Regions from separate parts of the Mus musculus genome. Here region 1 is linked to region 2. A link is a loop called in an ENCODE intact Hi-C map of the cell type or tissue named here. Cell type or tissue: heart. All regions are shown on one strand. Links, peaks and the distances in the headings refer to the core of each region. The heading gives the core; the rest is flanking DNA.

Evidence for each region. A loop is a pair of places that touch in the nucleus more often than their neighbours do. Peaks named below come from ENCODE experiments on the same cell type or tissue, not always from the same donor. Only the 100,000 strongest peaks of a DNase experiment are listed, where the experiment ranks them.
Region 1: a loop joins it to region 2, with 4 times the contacts of the local background. A loop is called at or near these places in 9 of 42 quality-filtered maps.

The regions. Positions count from the first base shown.
Region 1 is chr4:149,368,564-149,378,601 of GRCm38, forward strand. Ube4b (ubiquitination factor E4B) reads right to left here. Exons shown (of 27, transcript NM_022022.3): 7 at 4,265-4,406; 8 at 2,596-2,696. Among named protein-coding and RNA genes, the nearest start is that of Ube4bos3, 39 kb to the left of the region's middle. In heart, for the core only: a CTCF peak has its summit at 5,050 (motif pointing right); no DNase peak of the experiment used is centred there.
Region 2 is chr4:149,439,818-149,449,855 of GRCm38, forward strand. Rbp7 (retinol binding protein 7, cellular) reads right to left here. Exons shown (of 4, transcript NM_022020.2): 4 at 9,884-10,038. Among named protein-coding and RNA genes, the nearest start is that of Rbp7, 10 kb to the right of the region's middle. In heart, for the core only: a CTCF peak has its summit at 5,637 (motif pointing left); DNase peaks (open chromatin) are centred at 2,788, 5,674 and 6,284; H3K4me3 peaks cover 1,533 bases; H3K27ac peaks cover 2,477 bases.

The DNA.
Region 1 (10,038 bases), core at 1,178-9,177, 71 kb before region 2:
GACATCTGGCCTTTTAAAGGAGACATCAGTGGAAACTGCAAAGACAACAAGTCTTTCTAAATGAAGCATTAGGGGCTGGGAGGTACGTCACTTGTTTAGCGTACGGAGAGCCCTAGGCCGGGATCCTCAGCAATGGAAGATAAATAATAAATGCATTAAAAAAATCAATTATGGGTCCAGAGAGACAGCTCAGCAGTGAGAATACTGGCTGAGCTGGCAGAGGACCTGTTTGATTCCCAGCACCCCTGTGGTGGCTCACAACGGTTTGTAATTCCAGTGCCAGGAGATCTCAACTCATTTTTCTGACCTCTAAGAGCACCCACAAGCACACACAAAGGCTCATAAGTGAATCTAATTTTGTTAAATTAAAAATAAAAAATCCTCGTTATGTCTCATCTACATTGAAGAAAAAAAATAGCCATAATCTCTTTCAAATTCCTTTTCTTTTTTTCTGTGACTTGGTTTTGTGGAGATTTTATTATTGTTTGGTTTGGTTTGGTTTGGTAAGGTTCCTCAATTGTTAGCAGCGACAGCAGTGTCACATTTAATCTCAGCGCTCAGGAAACAGGGGTAGATCTCTGAGTTCCAGTCCAGCCTGGTCTACATAGCCAGGATAGCCAGAGCTACACAGTGAAACCTTGTCTCAAAAAATAAGCAAACAAACAAACAAAAAAAACAAGGTTTTTCTGGGTAGCCCTGGCTGTCCTGGAACTCCCTGGACTAGGATGGCTTTGCATTCAGAGATCTACCTGCCTGTACCTTCCAAATGCTGAGAGTAAAGGCATGTGCCAATTCATCCAGCTTAGTTAGTTGGATTTTAAAGACAAGGTTTTGCTACGGAGCCCACGAAGGTCAAACTAGTAGTCAATCCCGCATCGATCTCCCCAGTGCTGTGAGATTACAGACATGTGGTACTATACGGCCTAATTTTCTTCCATTTTGAAAAGATTAAAAACCATGTGGTTATAGTACAGGCAATAACCAAAATTAAAAAAAAGAATCCCATTTTTTTCCATTTTTCCTTTAGCTGTTTTTACATGATAGACATGAAATATAGGGCTGGAGAAATGTGATGTCAGCAGTTAAGAGCACTGACGGCTCTTCCAAAGGCCCTGGGTTCAATTCCCAGCAGTGACATGGCAGCAATCGTTGCTAACTCCAGCTGCGGGGGGTGGGGGGATAAAGTGCCCTCTTCTGGCCTCTATGGCCACCAGGCATGCATGGAATACACAAGAATACAAGCAGAAAAATACACATACTCATAAATAAAATTTTGTATTGTCTTATTTTTGTTTTTCAAGACAGGGTTTCTTTGGGTAGCCCTGGATGTCCTGGAACTCGCTGTATAGACCAAGCTGACCTTGAACTCATAGAGTCTACCTGCCTCTGCCTCCTAAGTGCTAGGACTAAAGGCCTCCACCCCTGGCATAAATGAATGAATGAATGAATGAATGAATGAATGAAATATGCAATCTTTTATTAACCTTGAGAGCTATACAAAACTTTCTGAAAAAGACAAATTATAGCAAATTATCCCAAATATTTTCCCTACAACTGTACTTTGGTTTATCTTGTTTTTATGAGACAGGGTCTCAATATGAAACACAGGCGGGCCTGCAACTTCCTATATAGGCCAGACTGGCCTTGTGCTGGTGTTGCTCCTCCTGCCTCTGACTCCTGAATGCTAGGACTATAGATAATGTCCCTCCTCACCTGGCCCCCACCCCCGTTGTTCTCTAGTACCTAGTAACAATCAATGTGGAAGCACATGGAATGTCGTTATTTTGTCAAAAACAGACAATGATCCCAAGCACTAGATATTAAATTATCGATATTTTGCCTTGGCTCTACATATTTCAAAGTATAGAGAACTCTTAAAAAATAAATAGGGCTGGTGAGATGGCTCAGTGGGTAAGAGCACCCGACAGCTCTTCCGAAGGTCCGAAGTTCAAATCCCAGCAACCACATGGTGGCTCACAACCATCCGTAATGAGATCTGTCTCCCTCTTCTGGAGTGTCTGAAGATAGCTACAGTGTACTTATATATAATAAAAATAAATAAATCTTAAAATATATATACACACATATATATATAAAATAAATAAATAAATAAATAAATAAATAACTTCTTTTTTTAAAATGTTCCGTACTACTTAGAAAATGAAGAAAACATTTTATTTCCACCGTTTCTACGAGGAGGAAGTGCATCTTTACTCCTAAATACCTCGCTATCCTTAGGTGGCTGTATGTTTATCGCATGTTGTTCCTGCATGTATGTATGTTTCTGTACGACACCACATGTGTACAGTGTCCAAAGAGGCCAGAAGAGGGCATCAGATCTACTGGAATTGGGGTTACAGATACTACGCCCCATCATGTGGATGCTGGGAATTGAACCCAAGTCCTTGGCAAGAGCAGCCAGTGCCCTTAAGTCTGAGTCATCTCTCCAGCCCGAGCTCTGAGGACTGAGAGACAGTCACAATACAGGACCCAGAGTTCTCACCATGGTATAAAACAACTGGCGGCTGACAGGCACTGAGCGCTGGCCTTCCCTACCCACCCAGAAGCACAGCAACCGAGTGTCGTCCGTCATACCTGGGCTGTGTGAGGGAACCTTGTAGCACTAGTGCGGTGTGGGAGATGCACTGCGAGCGGATGTTGCTCAGAAGCTGGCTGACTGCTGGCTGGCTGCACATCTGAGAAGAGAGACAACAGTCAGCATAAAGAACCAAAAAGGCTGGGAGCAGAGGCATGGCTATGAAATGGCCTGCTTCTCTCACCCTGTGCTCCTAATGGACCAAGTAAGGCAGGTGTGCCCACTGTACCGAGGTTAACCAGAGAAGACGGCAGAGCCACAGGGCACACCCACTCCATTTCCTTTTGGGCGGAGTTATAACACACTCTGAGGCAGAGTCTTTTGTACAGTAGCCCAGGTGGATCTCCATCTAGAGCAATCCTCCTGTCCCAGGCTCCCGGGACCACACCCAGCATTTGTTTGCTTTTGCTGAGATTACGAACAACAGTTTCTTTTTCTTTTTTTTAAATGTGATCTCTTTTAAAATTTTTAAAGAATTATTTCTTTTATGTATATGAGTATACTGTAGCTGTCTTCGGACACACCAGAAAAGGGCATCCGATCTCATTACAGATGGTTGTGAGGCACCATGTGGGTGCTGGGAATTGAACTCGGGACCTCTGGAAGAGCAGTGGGTGCTCTTAACCGCTGATCTACCTCTCTAGCCCCCAAGGACATCAGTTTCTAACGTCAGTCTGGTATCAGTGAGATGTGAATGAGGGGATATGGAATGAGACAGCGGAAGGTGCCGGCCGTGGTGGTGCACACCTCCATCTCAGCTTCCAGATGCAAGTGGATCTCTGTGTTCAAGGCCACCCAGGGCTACACAGAGAGACGATGTCTCAAAAACAGGGCTGGGGCTACTTCCTTGTCTTAGCATGGTCCTGCAGCTTGTACAACTGCAGCTTCACCTCTGAGGAGTATCACTCACTCATGCGGCTGTGGGGACTCACTGGGCAACTGTGAAAATCCAAGCTCATGGACTGTAACAGTTGCTGCAGTCCAGGGAACGGATGCTCTGTAATGTCGGATGTTTGTATGGTTATCTCAGGCACCTAGCAGTATGGTTTCAATAGAAATATGCCCCTGGAGGACTTCTTATGTTATAGGCTTGGTTTCTAGCTGATGGGCATTTTTTGAGGGGTGAAGGGGCACCAGAGCTGTGGCTCTAGCTTCAGCAATGCACTGACTGATGATACGGTAGGATTGGCAGGTAAGGCCTCATGAAAGGAAGCAGGTCAATTAGAGTGTGGCTGAGCAGTCTAGCTAGCTCATCCCAGGACTTCCTCTGCTTTCCTTTGCTCCTTGGTCACCATGACAACAGCAATTTAGCTGTACCACACCTGTCTACAAAGATGCTCACCATATCCCAGAAACAATGGACTCATTTGGTGATGGATTTAAGGACCTGTGAGCGTAATACACCTTTCTTGCTTTGAGCTTCCTGGACATTCTGTGCTAGCACTGGAAAACTGACACAATCAGCAATTATCAGGACCACGGACATCATGGGCAGACAGAGGAGAGGACAGACTCCAGAGCCCAGGCGCGCCCACTCACAGCGGAGCTCTGGCATAAGGTCTACAAGGTGCTGTGAGTTCTCCAGGACTAGATTCCGTTCTCACAGACAGGCCCTAAGAGCTGCTCCTGCGCAGGGGTCAGCACAGGCATAAATAAGCTCCGCAGTACCTTTGGTGCTTTTTTTTCCTCTATTCCAACTCGGTCAAAACACTCGATGAGGTAGTTCAGCATGTCCGTCTCTTTGCAGGTTTCAATGGTGAAATGGTCACTGTACGAATCCCAGTTACTTGCTCCACCAGAGGCTCCCAAACTTTGGAGAAGAGAAAACAGATTGACAATGCTTTCCTCTTCAGTACCACTCCTAGAGCACAGCTTTCTAGAGCACAGCTGGCCACTTTGCAGCAGAAAGCCGGTTAGAAGCCTGCACCCACGGTGAAGCACAATTTCCCCATGCAGCCACACTGCAGCTCATTGCTGCTTTGTCTGCGCCCAGGCCAACCAATGATGTCTGGGAAACACCCTAGCCTGTCAGGGCGACCTGGCCTTGCTGGGGATGCTAACTTACAAATCGGAAGGACTAGAAACTGCTGCTGAGCGTTGAGCAGGCTGGAGTCACCACAGGTTCATGAGCCAAAACGAGTGGCACCACTTGGGCAGACAGTGCTATAGTCTCTCACGTTAGGAGAGATGCTCCAAGTGACTACTAGGGTACCACTCTCATCCTCAAGATGTCTACACAGACCTGAAGAGACTTCACAGCATCACAACAGGCCAGAGAATGCCAAGTTGGAAGGAAAAATGAATGTGTTTGCTATTGAATTTTCAGAAATTTCAGTGAACAAGGAAAAGCAAATCAGTGAAAACCAAATAAACAAAAATCTTGCACAAAGAGTAAGCGGACTCAGGGCGTGGTACCAGCTTAGCTTGTTCCCTGCAACAAGAACTTCCACTACACCTGCAGGGGGCGCTGTGGAGCCCTGCTACTACTATATAATATATATAATAACTATTCCCAGACAAAGGCCAAGCAGCACAATGGTGAGGTCCAAGGATACTGGACAAAGAAGCTGAGGTTAATCTCCAACAAAACGGATGTTCCAGTACCACACTGATTTTTGTGTTTGTACTTAACACAAAAATCACGAAGAGATGAAGACAAAGGAAGAAGCAGGAAATTCTGAAATAAAGGGGGAAAGTTAGGCAAAAATATCCCCTATGGAAGATGACAGAGATGGGAGACAGCAGGACTTGACATCTCTCCTTCAACCCCACCCAGACAAAGCACAGGAACTAAGAGATCCAATTAAGAACTGAGAGAACAACAATAGGCTACACACTCAGTCAGAGAGACAAGCGTAACTACATTTGGAAAATGTGCGCTTAACTCCCCTTGGCATTTGGGGAAACACATACAGCAGACGTGAGAATGGAAGTGGGGTGTGGAGGTGACTCAGTGCACAAGAAACCATGCTGCAAAATCAAGGCTGTCCCCCAGGGACTAACAAACCCGAATTACTGTAATCTAACTCCAGTGTGTTAACATTTTTAAAAGGAAAGAATGAGGCTGAGGGGAAGTCTAGGGACGGGGCAGGCCTCCGGGCTGCAGAGCACCTAGCCAGACCTAGGACAACAGCAGACGCGGTGGCCTGGAGACGCTGAAGCAGAGTACGTTCATCCTCACAGCGGCAAGGAGTGTTCAGGTGTGCCTTACTCACTAAGCCACACTCTGGAAGGTCCCAACTGGCTGGACAGCAGAAGCAGGAACAGTGTGAAGCGCAGGAGACAGGCACCCAACAGTGGATTCAAACCTACCACAAGCGTGCTGATAGAGCAAGCCCTGGGAAGTTCACGGGGAAAGCCTGCCTGACCCACAGCAGCCTGAGTTTTACCTGGGACTCCCTGATTATGTTCACTGCACAATCCAAAGGCTTTGCTAATATAGCCCTGCTCCTATGTGTAATTCAGTCATTGTCCTTGTAGCAGCTCTCACATAAGTCAGTGAAAACATAACTTGGTGGTTAAAATGAAAATTTTAAACTATTTCCTGATAAGCACACATTCAAACACTTTCTGAAGTTTAAAAAAAAATTAAAAAGTTAACATTTGATGCCAGGAGATCCTTGCCAGCTGCACGGAGTGTGACATGGCACCCAGATGAGCACGTGACTTGTGCCTGAGGGTATGAAGCACCTGTGGCGTGGGCTCAGGCAGCTGTGGCTCGAGTTACAAACAGCTCTCAGCAATACACTCCACTGAACAACCACGACACTGCAAGTGTTCCCCTAGAACGTGAAGTGGCAGGTGACCGGTGCACCGGCTTACACCTGTGATCTCTGCACTCGGGCAGACGGGCAGATGCCTAAGATGACCAAGTATGTAGAAGTCTATCCATCCTCTGCGAGACCTGAGGAAATATCAAGGAATTTTCAAAGCTAAGAGATGATTCATGAATCAGACAGCAAGCAATTAGCGGATTTACATCAGAAGGGGGATAAAGGTGAGATGAACCTTTAACCCAACACAGACAGAGAGAGAAAATACTAGCTCTATCAGTACTCAAAGTACCCAAGGAAACCATGATCCCAGTCTCATCAACGCCAAGTCAACAGTCAGAGGTCAAAATGACGGCAAAGATACTCAGCACAGACTCTCAGCACATTAACCTCGTCAGGAGCACAGCCGAGGGGACGTCAGCGGCAGTGGGATGGTCCCGCTGCTCAGCAGGTGAGGAGGCTGAGGAAGGATAACCACCAGTACTGACGACACAGCAGGTCCCCAGCCTCCACACTCATGATCCTTGCACAGCTCTGACATCCTAAGATCCTAGAAACGTTTCATATTTAAGTCCCAAGAAGGGACAGGTTAAAAACTTACACCAGCATTTTCTAATAACGACATCAGCAGTCTGAGTCAGTCAGCACTGTGAGGTGCTAATCAGGTAACTACCTCCTAGAACAGGAGTGTAACAGAATATCCCAAACAATGAAAATATTCTCAAAAATAACACACATCTCATGTCCAGGCAGACCAAATTACATTTCAAATGTACCAATAACAATCACCTGCGTCTTACAGGATCCTGTGTGTTTCCTTCTCTAATGGGAATACTCACATTTCCATTTACCTGGAGTGTTCTTTCTACTCCAGCGCACGCGTGCCTATGAGTGTGCGTGTGAGTGTGCGTGCGTGTCTGTGTGTGCTCACCACTGAATGCTGTACCCTCGGGAGCTCACTGAATGCACTGGACATCCTTCTGCCTGCGTTTCCTCGCCAGCACTCAAACCACACCCATGTGCCACACTGCCGCACCAAGTTTGTTCTAAGCACATCTATGGGACAAACCCAGGTTCCCAGGCGTGCACCCCGACTCAGCCATCTCTCAAGCCTCCCATTTACCAAGCTCTTATGTATAGACCTTGAAATTCTGTATTTTCTCAAGCTAAGGCCCAGAGTTAATCAAGTTCACACCAGCCGATTCACTCTACAAATGTGCACACGGGACCACTGTGTGCACCGTTCATAGTCCAGGGACTCTACAATGAATGACACAGATGAAGGCTGTCAGTGAATAAAGGCAGAGACTGGGTGTGGCGCAGCACTGGGAAGTTGCACGAGTAGGCACGGGACTGTTTCGTCCCTAGGTCGCTACAGTCAGACGTTAGCCCCTGAGGAGATGACACTGGAGCCCAAGCCTTGAGGAAAGTAAGTGGCAAACTGCACAGCTCTCTGCAACAAGAGAGGATAGGAGTCCTCAGGGCGGTAAGACAAGATAAGCCTTCCCTTACAGCCTTATGGACTCTTCCCTGAGACAATTCTTACCCCCCTACCCCCCTCCCCCGCGCTGTTTTAAAAAAAAATTACATTTATTCATTTAATGTGTATTTCTGTGTGCACATTTGTGTACGAGTGTGAGAGCATGTGTATGCATGTGCAAGCGTAGTATGTGCTCGCAACTGCTGAGCCACTCCCAGCCACCAAGTCTTTAGTTTTAAGTCTAGATTCTGCATATGAGGGAGAAAGTGTTATTTGTCTTTCTGGGCCTGGCTTACTTAATAAAATGATCTGTAGGTATTAAAGTCCTTCCACAACATGAACTCTGACGACCTTCAAACAAGGAGTGTCTTCAAGGCTGTCAGCATACAAGCCCTTTCCTGAGAGGCAGCACTATTTTTCCAAGGTGATTTATTTCTTACCTCTGAAAGACTGCTCTGTGGGACTGCTTTTTAGCTTTCTTTCTTAACATGATCATTCTATTATACAGAAAAATGACTCATTTTCCTGCATCCCACGACTTCACTTAAAGTGCTAGTAAACTTTGCAGCTTTCTGGTTGGGTTAACATAGATCACAGAGATGGAGAGATGGTTAAAGGTATTGGTTGCTCTCCCAGAAGACCAGGTTTGGTTCCCAGCACCCACATGGCTGCTCACAACCATCTCTAACTCCAGTTCCAACCTATTCTGGCCTCCAAAAGCACCTACATGCTTCTAAGTGCACACACACACACACCCACACACACACACACACACAGAGGCACAGACACATGAAATAATACAGTTTTAAATAGCTACAGAATCAGGCTGAGGAAACGGCTCAGAGATAAAGTACACCAGCTGCTCTTCCAGAGACCTAAGTTCAATTCCCAGCACTGTCGTGTTAGCAACTATTAACAATTGTCTGTAAATCTAGTCCCCAACCAGCCACCAATGTGATACAGACACACAAACGCAGACAAGACAACCCTACACATAGAATAAATAAAAGAAATCTTAACAAAGAGGAGGAGGAGGAGAAAGCTATAGAACGACATCTCCTGTACATAGAGATAATCTGACTTCAGGGAACGTGGTGGCCACGCCTTTAATCCCAGCATTGAGCAGGCAGAGGCAGGTGGATCTCTGAGTTCAAGACCAGCCTGGTCTACAGAAGGAGTTCCAGGAAACCCTGTCTCAAAAAACAAAACAAAAGAAAATCTGACTTCTTTCTTATTCACAGCCTGTTTGTTTCTCTGTTACTGCTCTGATTGCTCTGGCTAACAATCCCAATACCAAGTCACAGGACATCCTCAGCTACATAAATTTATCCCACAGATAAATCAAAACATGCTCCCACAGACGTCTGCTGTGTGCAATGGAGTCACATGGGATTCTACAAGCAGGAAAAAAGATTCCACTCAAAAAGAAACAAGTTCTTTTGCTACCTCTTGCTGTCCTGACCTCCATGTATCCTCAAACTCTCGATTTGTTTAGTGTTATATCCTGCAACCATCTTCATACACTTTATCTGGAGTCTACTCGTAATCTCCAATAGACAGGCCAGATATCTCATTTCAGTGTAGCCAAAGAAGCTGGAGCCAACTGATGAAAATGTAACCTTGTAACTGAGCCTAAAAACGCTGGCCCTTCTGTCCAAGAACAGAAGCCACACAAAGAACCTGAGCAGCAGAGATGAAACTCAAAGACCACAGCCGTCCTCCCGCTGCTCCAGTCCAAGTCCCATCACAGAGAGCACACAGGCGATGCTGGACAAGCACCGATCCACAGTCACACCGCAGCCAGTGGATAAGCACAGAGCCTGGAGCTCGGGCACGGCTGGACACAGGGAATCTACAAAGGGACGTGTCAGTAAAAGCAGGACGCGATCTGCTAAAGAACTAACCAAAACATTTCGCCCACAGACAGCTCAAACCAAACCAAATGAAGCATTTTACCACGTATGGAAGCCACTCCTAGGGATGTCTGCTGTGTGAGCTGTCATCACACAGACGTTACAGGCACAAGACACACACAGTGGCCTTTGGTAATATCTGCTTGGGAAAAGGTAATAAAAAATTCAACCTAATATAAGCATCTCTCTTTTGGGGTCACCTCGCATCAACATTCTTCTCTCTCTTCAGGAGCTGCCAAACCTAATGACGCGCGCCCAGCTCCTGCTGCAGTCTCT
Region 2 (10,038 bases), core at 990-8,989:
TCCACAGGGCAAGTTCCCGGACAGCCAGGAAACCTCTTAAAACAAACAAAAAACTGAACCTATACAGTTCTCTTTTTATCTGCAGACTTCCTTTTCCTCTTCCTTTTTCCCCTTGTGAACTGAAGTGTAGCCGAATGGTGGACATTTGTCTAGTTTACACGAGGGCTTGGGTTTGATTTTGAATGCATGCAGACTGTCTAAACACACACAGACACACACACAAGAGGAAATAACTCTAATGTAGAAAATAGGAACCATGAAGCCCACAGGTGGCTCAGTGGGTAAAGGCACTTGCCCTAGGAATTTAGCAACCTGTACTCAATCCCCAGAACCCACATAGAGGTAGAAGGAGAGACCTGACCTATACACACACACACACACACACACACACACACACCTTACCCATACCTCTTAACATACCTTACATACACACCTCACATACATATATATATATATATTCCTTACACATGCCTCACACATACACACACGTGTAACATACATCTCATACACACACCTCACATACCTAACATATGCACACCTCACATACACACCTTACACACACATCTTACATGCACCTTACACATACCTCACACACTCCTCACACATATACCTTATACACGCACCTTACATACACAGCTTACACACACACACACCTTATATACACACAAATGATGATGATGGTGCTAAATGAAAGTTTTAAAACATATAAAACTCATGAACTGCTTTTGGGGGTGTAAATGATGTGAGCATTGTGGGAAACAGGCTCTCAACCCCTTAACAAGTTAGACACAGAGTTACTATGTTACCCAGATTTAACTCCTTGGCAGATATCCCAAATAACAGAAATCAGATATGCAAGCAGAATTTAATGCATGAATGCTCTTTGCAGCCCAGTTCACAACGGTTGAAAGGTGGAAGTCATTAAAGGGCCATCAACAGATGGTGGGGCAGCCATTTGTTGCCTAGCCGTAGAACGGAGTATCACTGAGACAGCTCAGACATAAAGGCGAATGGAAGCCGATGCGTGCAACAGTGCAGACAAAGCTTGAAGATGTTATCCTCAGTGGAAGAGAGCACGTGTTTCTTGTATGATCTCATTTATGTGAGGAGCCAGAACAGGCGGAATCCTGTTGGGTATGAAGTTCCCATTTGAGGAAATGACAAGTTCTTGAAGCCTATAAGCCCATGTCAGTATTCCAGACACATTCAGAAAGATCCTGAGGGAATTTTGCTGTTTTATTTTGTTTTGTTGAGGGGGGGTAAGTTTTTTTGTTGTTGTTTATTTGGCTTTTTTTTTCTTGGACAGGGTTTTTCTGTGTATTGTTGGCTGTCCTGGAACTCACTCTAGTAGACCAGACTGGCCTTGAACTCAGAGATCCACCTGCCTCTGCCTCCCAAACACTGGGACTAAAGGTGTGCACCAGCATGCTTGCAAAATCTTGAGTTTGGGGGGGTACAGTTTAAGAATGTGAGTTTGGAAGTCGGGCAGTGGTGGCGCACACCTTTAATCCCAGCACTTGGGAGGCAGAGACAGGTGGATTTCTGAGTTCAAAGCCAGTCTGGTCTACAGAGTGAGTTTCAGGACTGCCAAGGCTACACAGAGAAACCCTGTCTCAGAAAAACAAACAAACAAAAAAAGATGTGAGTTTGGTTATAGGCATAGTAGTGCATGATTGTAATACCAGCATGAGGGAGGTAGAGATACTTCTGTGAGTTCCAGGACAGCCTAGTCAACATAACAAGTTCCAGGCCAGCTAGAGCTACACAGTAAAACTTTGTCTCAAAAACAAAACAAAACAAACAAAAACAGTCATGGTGGCCCATACCTCTAATGCTTTAATCCCAGCACTCTGAGGGCAGAGGCAGGATTGAGGCTAGCCTGGTCTAGAGAGGGAGTTTCAGGACAGCTAGGGCTACACAGAGAAAAAAAGAAAGGTGGCAGGGGAGGGAGGGAGGGAAGAAGGGAAGGAAGGAGGGAGGAAGGAAGGAAGGAAGGAAGGAAGGAAGGAAGCAAGCAAGCAAGCAAGCAAGCAAGCAAGCTAGCAAGCAAGCAAGCTCTGGCTGCCCTGGAATTCATTATCTAGACCAGGTTGCTCTCAGACTCAAAGAGATCCACCTGCCTCTGCCTCCCAAGTGCTGGGATTAAAAGTGTGAGCTACTATGCCCAGTAATAATTTTAATGCAAGAAAGAAGTTATTGAGCTAGACAGCAGTTATGGTTGACAACGTTGCAAGTGTATTTAGTGCGCTGAACTGTGTTCTTTGGTTGAAAAGGTCACTTTGGGGGCTGTAGAGATAGCCTAGCACTTAAGAGTGCTTGCTGCTGTTTCAGCAGACCCAGGTACAGTTCTCAACAGCCACATCAAGGGACTCACGGCTGCTGTCATATCCAGCCTCAGGAGTGCCTGACACCATTTCTGGCCTCTGTGGACACATGCACACACACACATCTACCACCCCATGTCCACACATATACATAAATTAATCTTTACAAAATAAAAAAAATGAAAGGCTAACTTTGTTTTTTCAGTTCTGGGCACCAAACCCAGGGCTTCACAAATGCTAAACCAGTGTCTCACCACCAAGCTGCTTCTAGGCCCTTAAATGGCCAATTTGATGCTATGTAGACTTTACCACCTTCTTTTTTATTTTTTATTTTTAAGTTCACTCACAGGGATGGGTACTGTCAAAAGCCAGAGACTGACAGTTGTTGGTCAAGACGGGAAGAAAGCCTCCCTGTGAGAATGTCCACTGGTAACATCAGCGTGGAGCATTTTGGCTGTTCTTCCACAGAATTACCACACGACCTAGGAATTCCACTTCCCAGCCAAAGGGATTGAGGTAGGAATTCCAGTGAGGTTTTTTTTTTTTTTCTTCACTATTTTGTTTGGCTTTGAGCCATATAGTGTTCCACCAGGCTGGCCTGAAACTTGATATGTAGCTCAGGCTGGCCTGAAACTCACTTATATAGCCCAGGCTGGTTTTGAACTGTGACATCCTTCTGCTTCAGTCAACCAAGGGCTAGATTGCAGTTGCTACATTCTAACACTTTCGCTCATAGCAACATTATTTACACAATGAACCAGAAAGCAATGGAAGAAAGGACAGACTGAATGTGGTCTAGCAACACAAGGACTAGTAATTCAGCCTTAGGAGCTGGAGGAGAGATGGCGTTGCAGTTAGGAGCACACACTAGTTCATCCATAGGACATGGCCAGCAGCTTACAACAGCCTGTAACTCCAGAGGGATCTTGTGCCTCCAGCCTCTGCCAGCCACTGTACCTGATGCAAATACCATCCCCAAGTACACAGAATTTAAAATAATAAATCTTTAAAAAACAATAAAAGAAGGCTAGAGAGATGTCTCAGTGGTTACAAGCACTGACTGCTCTTCCAAAGGTCCTGGGTTCAATTCCCAGGAATCACATGATGGCTCACAACCATCTGTAATGGGATCCAATGCTCTCTTCTGGTGTGTCTGAGGACAGCAATAATGTAGTCACATACATTAAATAAATAAATAAATAAATAAATAAATAAATCTTAATAGCATCAACAACAACAATAATAACAGCATGCACTGCTTTTGCAAGAGGACCAGGGTTCAGTTTCAAGCACTCACACTAGGCTAGGCAGTCCACAACCACCTGTAACTCCAGCTCCAGGAGGTCTTCTTGAACACCTGCACACATGTGGCATATACATGTGGCATACACTGACATATTCATATACTCATTAATAAAAACAAAATCTTTATGTAATTCAGTCTTAAAAAGAGAGGGAATTCTGACTTACTTGTCAGAATATTATATTAATAGTATGCGAAATAAGCCAGATACTGGGACTGGAGAGAGAGGCCTCAGTGAAAGCATGAGGACCAGAGTTCAAATCCCAAGCACTCACATAAAAGCTGGGTGTGGCCAGGTAGTGGTGGTGCATGCCTGTAATCCCAGGGAGAGAGCACTCTTCAGGTAGTAGTGGTGGCATAGCAGTGGGAACAAGATCCTTTGTTTTGGTTTGGTGCACTCTTTCTTAAAGATTTATTTATTATATGTAAGTACACTGTAGCTGTCTTCAGACACTCCAGAAGATCTCATTGTGAGCCACCATGTGGTTGCTGGGATTTGAACTCCGGACCTTCAGAAGAGCAGTCTGGTGCTCTTACCCACTGAGCCATCTCACCAGCCCTGGTTTGGTGCACTCTTGAGACAGGTCTTGTGTAACCTAGACTGACCTTGAGTTCCTTGCATAGACCTTGAGTCCTGTACTTCCTGGCTCACTATGTTGGGTTTTACATAAGTCTCTCCATACCTGGCAGTATAAATGTTCTTATTTATTTATTTCCTTATTTGGGGACAGTGTCTCTCTGTGTAGTCCTGGCTGTCCTGGAACTCTCTCTATAGACCAGGTTGGCCTCAAACTCACAGAAATCCACCTATCTCTGCCTCCCGAGTGCTGGGACTAAAGGCATGCGCCACTACACCCAACATTATGAATTTTCTTAATGTTCCCCATTTGGATTGTTCAAAGTGTCCAACATGGTCGATTTTATGTGGGTTTTTTTTTTTTTTTTTTTTTTTTGCTGTCTTCACTGCTCACCTGAACCCAGGGTCTCTGCATGCTAGCCAAGTGTGCTCCCATGGAGACAGCACATTTCCACTTTGGCAATACATCTCTAAGGCTTTATGCCACCCTATGTGTATTTCATTTGCACTTATTTATTTATTATTTGTGTGCACGTGTTAACACAGGTGTGGAGATCAGAGATGACCTTTGGGTCCTCTTTACAGGACTCTGTTCTCTCCTCCTATCACATGGATTCCAGATATCACAAACACAAGGCTTAGTGACAGGTGCCTTTGTGTGCTGTGTCATCTCCCTGACCCTGATATATGTATTTTTACCACAACTAAAAGAGAAAAAAAAAAAGCTGGGTGTGGTGGCCCATATATTTAATACCAGCAGTAGGGAGGCAGAGGCCAGTGGATCTCTATGAGTTACAGGAGAGGTCAGCCTGGTCTACATATTGAGTTCCAGGCCACAGCCACAAAGTGAGACCTTGTCTCCAACCCCCCTTAATCCCAGAAAGGATTTGTGTATGTGTGTGTATATATATGTGTGTGTGTGTGTACTAAGGCTAATTTTTAAACATTGTTTTTGTTTGCTTGCTTTTATTTAGTTTTTTTTTTTTAAGGCAAGATTTTCTCTATTCCTACTGGGTAGGAATAAGTAAAAATTAATTAAAACCAAGGACCAAGCGTCTTCTCGGCTTCCTCTCGGGTGTCCCCGTGTAGAACTGCAGGTCACCTCCCTAACCACAGACTTCCCATTGTTCTCCGGCTCCACAGCTCTCCTGCTCCCCTCGAGTCCAGGCTGAGGAGCTGGAATTCTTGATCCTCCCAGGAAAGCTGGCTCGGTTCAGATAACTTGCTGAAGCGGCGTCGCGAAAAGCCTCTTCTTTTATCCCTTAAAATCCGCCCTTTCTCCGTGTCATTACACCTTTGCACAGACAGCTCAGCCTGTGCTTTGGGGAAGGACCGAGCCTCCTCCGCGCCCCGCGGCTCTCCGCAGTCCTCATCCGACACGTGGCAGCCCTTCTCAGCTCTGCACAGCGAGGTCCTGCAGCCTCCCCCTGGTGGACGCTTCGAGTTGAAACTCAAAGTGGCCATTCGTTCCAGTCTGCGCCCCGTCAGGCCCGCCAGCTGGCGCCAGCCTGCAGAGAAGCAGCGGGAGCCATGGGAGGGAAGTTGCATCCAGCGCGCCTGGTGCAGCTGTCACGTCATTGCCTCCACGGAAGTCCTTCCTTTGGCTCCTCAAAGTGTTCGGTTATTTCCGGCATAAACTGTGGGGCTTAGGCCTCAGACTCTTGAATCCTAGTTTGTCTGATGTTCCCCTAAATCTTTACTGAGTCCACTGAGGCAGGATAGAAAGAAAAACCATCCTGATGTGGGAGATAAAAGGAGTCCCTAGTTGAAACCTCATCTTCTAGAGCCGCAGCACAATTAGCATTTGCTGTGAAGGTGGCCAACATAAGGTTATATATATTTTTTTTCCACAAAAAAATGTTAAAATATCAATGAATTGGGCTTAAAGCCTAAGGGTTACACTGTTTCTATGTTGGCCACCTGGCAAGGAATGTTAATTGTGTTTAGACTCCTGATGCTGTGATTTCAACCGGGATTCAGAATGCTGTCCCCACATCTGGGTGGTCCCACGCTTGAAAACCACGCTTGGCTCCCCGCCATCCCTCGATCTATTTATTCCATGGCTGAGCAGCCCCGCCCCTTCGCGGAGCTGCAGCCTCACTTCCGGCTTCCAACACATTGCTCTCTCCCAGTGGGCTTCCTCCTCCTTCAGCTGCTGGAGGCCGAATAGGTCATCTTACCACAGTCCTCACCTTGCATCCTGCTTGCCTTTCTCTCTAGTTATCTTGAACTGCGGATTCTTCATCTAAAATGGTTGTTTCTGCTCCAGACGGAGTTCTTAAGTGTTAAGGGGACTTGCCCTAGGGCTTTCTACCTGGACCTTCTTATCTGCATCTCCAAGAGTCTCCCCCACCAACAGTTCTACCTCCTCTCTGATCACGCAGATTCCCTAAGGCCTAGATTCCTTTTACTGTTGTGGAAAAATACCCTGAGGATAGCAAGGTAAAGGAGGAAGGCTTCATGCTGACTCACAGTCCCAGGTTACAGCCCTTCAAAGCCTGGAGTCTCCCAGCAGGGACTTAAGGACCTTTTGTTCAGTCCAGGCAATGGTGTCTCCCAGTTAAGGGCCCTCTGGTCTCCTCTCCTCAATTAACTAAATCTAGATAATCCCTCAGAGGCATGCCCAGAGCTTGTCTTGGGCTAGTCTAGCTCCTGTTAAATTGATACCCAACCTACATACATTCTTAGTGTGACCTTCCTTACTGTGCACTCACTGATAAGTGGATATTACCCCAGAAACTTAGAATACCCCAGATACAATTTGCAAAACACAAGAAAATCAAGAAGAATGAAGACCAAAGTGTGGATACTTCATTCCTCCTTAGAATAGGGAACAAAACACCTATGGAAGGAGTTACAGAGACAAAGTTTGGAGCTAAGACGAAAGGATAGACCATCCAGAGACTACCCCACCCCGGGAGTCCATTCCATAATCAGTCACCAAACCCAGACACTATTGCATATGCCAGCAAGATTTTGTTGAAAGGAACCTGATATAGCTGTCTCTTGTGAGGCTATGCCAGTGCCTGGCAAATACAGAAATGGATACTCACAGTCATCTATAGGAAGGAACAACAGGGCCCTCAATGGAGGAGCTAGAGAAAGGAGAAGCTAGAGAAAGTACCCAAGGAGCTGAAGGGGTCTGCAACCCTATAGGTGGAACAACAATATGAACTAACCAGTACCCCCAGAGCTCGTGTCTCTAGCTGCATATGTAGCAGAAGATGGCCTAGTTGGCCATCATTGGGAAGAGAGGCCCCTTGGTATTGCAAACTTTATATGCCCCAGTACAGGGGAATACCAGGGCCAAGAAGTAGGAGTGAATGGGTAGGGGAGCAGGGCAGGGGCAGGGTATAGGTAACTTTCGGGATAGCATTTGAAATGTAAATAAAGAAAATATCTAATAAAAAAATAAAGTAAAACAAAAGAAAAGGGGATACTGAATTTCTTTAGTCTGTGTGCTAATTAAAAAGCAACAACTAATCTACATGGTTTAAAACTAAATAAAACAAATAAAATCAAGCAGAAGAAAAATAATTTGAGAAGAGAAAAAGGATCCCAGTATCTGAATGGGAAGGCGAGAGTTGTAAAGAAGAAAGATAGGCAAGTGGTGACATGTTTTAGAAAAGACATTATGGGAAATGTAAATGAGTTAAATACCTAATAAAAAATGGAAAAAAAAAAAAAAAAAAAGAAAAGACATTATGTAACCAATCATTTTATACGTTGAATGTATAGTAAAGCATTTTATAAATTGAGCAAATAAATTATAGAGAAAAAAGATCCATGTGAAGTTCTCAAGTGTTGATGTTCATCTATTAGCACATAGGTACAACAACAGTGTATGTGTTGGTCTGAATACAAAGGTTGTAAAGTTCTAATTAAAACAGCAGAGCCGGGCAGTGGTGGCGCACGCCTTTGATCCCAGCACTTGGGAGGCAGAGGCAGGCAGATTTCTGAGTTCAAGGCCAGCCTGGTCTACAGAGTGAGTTCCAGGACAGCCAGGGCTAGACAGAGAAACCCTGTCTCTGAAAACCAAAAAAAAAAAAAAAAAAAAAAACCAACCAAACAAACAAACAAAACAGCGGCAATGCTTAAGAATGTTAATAATAAAAATACATATTTAAAAAGAAAAAAATGAGGAAGGTCTGACCTTCCTCTTTTTTTTTTAATTAGGTATTTTCCTCGTTTACATTTTCAATGCTATCCCAAAGGTCCCCCATACCCACCCCCCCCACTGACCTTCCTCTTAAAGAAGCACTGGGGACAGGTCTGACCAGTGTGTGCGTGCGTGCATGCGTGCACATATGCATGCCATAATGCTCATGTGGACATTAGAGAACAGCTTGTGAGGAATCAGTTCTCTCCTTCACCAAATAAGGACTGAATTCATACTGTCAGAGGAGGGCAGGGGCTTTTACCCACTGCAATCTTGCTGGCCCCGGATTTTTTTTTTAATATTTATTTATTATATGTAAGTACACTGTAGCTGTCTTCAGACTCTCCAGAAGAGGGAGTCAGATCACATTAGGGATGGTTGTGAGCCACCATGTGGTTGCTGGTATTTGAACTCCGGACCTTCGGAAGAGCAGTCGGGTGCACTGAGCCATCTCACCAGCCCCCCGGATTTTTATCTATGTGTTTGGAAATTTTGCCTGCCCGTATGTCTATGTATGTAAGCGGCATATGAAAAGCCTCTTCTTTTATCCCTTAAAATTTGCCTTTTCAGCCAGGCGTGGTGGCACACGCCTTTAATCCCAGCACTCGGGAGGCAGAGGCAGGCGGATTTCTGAGTTCGAGGCCAGCCTGGTCTACAGAGTTCCAGGACAGCCAGGTTACACAGAGAAACCCTGTCTCAAACAAAACAAAACAAAACAAAACAACAACAACAACAACAACAAGACCTCCTGGCCTTCCAGCTAAAGTGCTTCCTGTTGGCATGGGTATCAAGGCCACCTCTACAGCCTCACACCTGGCCAGTGCCACCACCTGTCCACCTTCAGAAGCTATTTTTGAAACCCTTCTCACTAGCCTTGGAGGCAGGAATTACATCCTGTTTCCCAGTGTGTACTCTGCACACGGAACCGGCTCTTGAACACTCCTTAAAATAATTGGTTGTGCCCCAGGCCTTTAATCCCTGCATTCAGGAGGCAGAGACAGGGCAATGTCTGTGGGTTCAAAGTTAACCTGGTCTACATAATGAGTTCCAGGTGAGCCAGGGTTACACAGTAAGAACCTGTCTCAAATACTATAGATAGATAGATAGATAGATAGATAGATAGATAGATAGATAGATAGATAGATAGATAGATATAGAGATATAGGTATCTATCTATCTATCTATCTATCTATCTATCTATCTATCTATCTATAATGTATACAGCGTTCTGCCTGCATGTATGTCTGTAGTTCAGAAGAGGGGACCTCTTATAGATCCTATTATAGATCCTATTATAGATCCTTGTGAGCCACCACATGGTTGCTGGGAATTGAACTCAGGACCTCTGGGAAAGCAGCCAGTGCTGTTAACCTCTGAGCCATCTCTCCAGCCCCTCAGATAACAAGCAAGCAAACAAATAAATCTCTCCAGTCCCTGGACCAAATAAATTAATAAACAAACCAACAAGCAAGTCATGTTAGGTGTAGAAAGAAAAAACCAATCAGCACCACTTGAGCAGGTTTATTGGAGCTGAAACTGTCCTGAAATCAAACAGTTTCTCATACAGGCTGTGTGACATCTTTCCAATGACAAGACCCTTCATCAACCCAAAACAGACAAACACCCGTTCCTTCTACGAGATAACTTGGCATTGAGTAGTTGCCTCAAGCGGGCT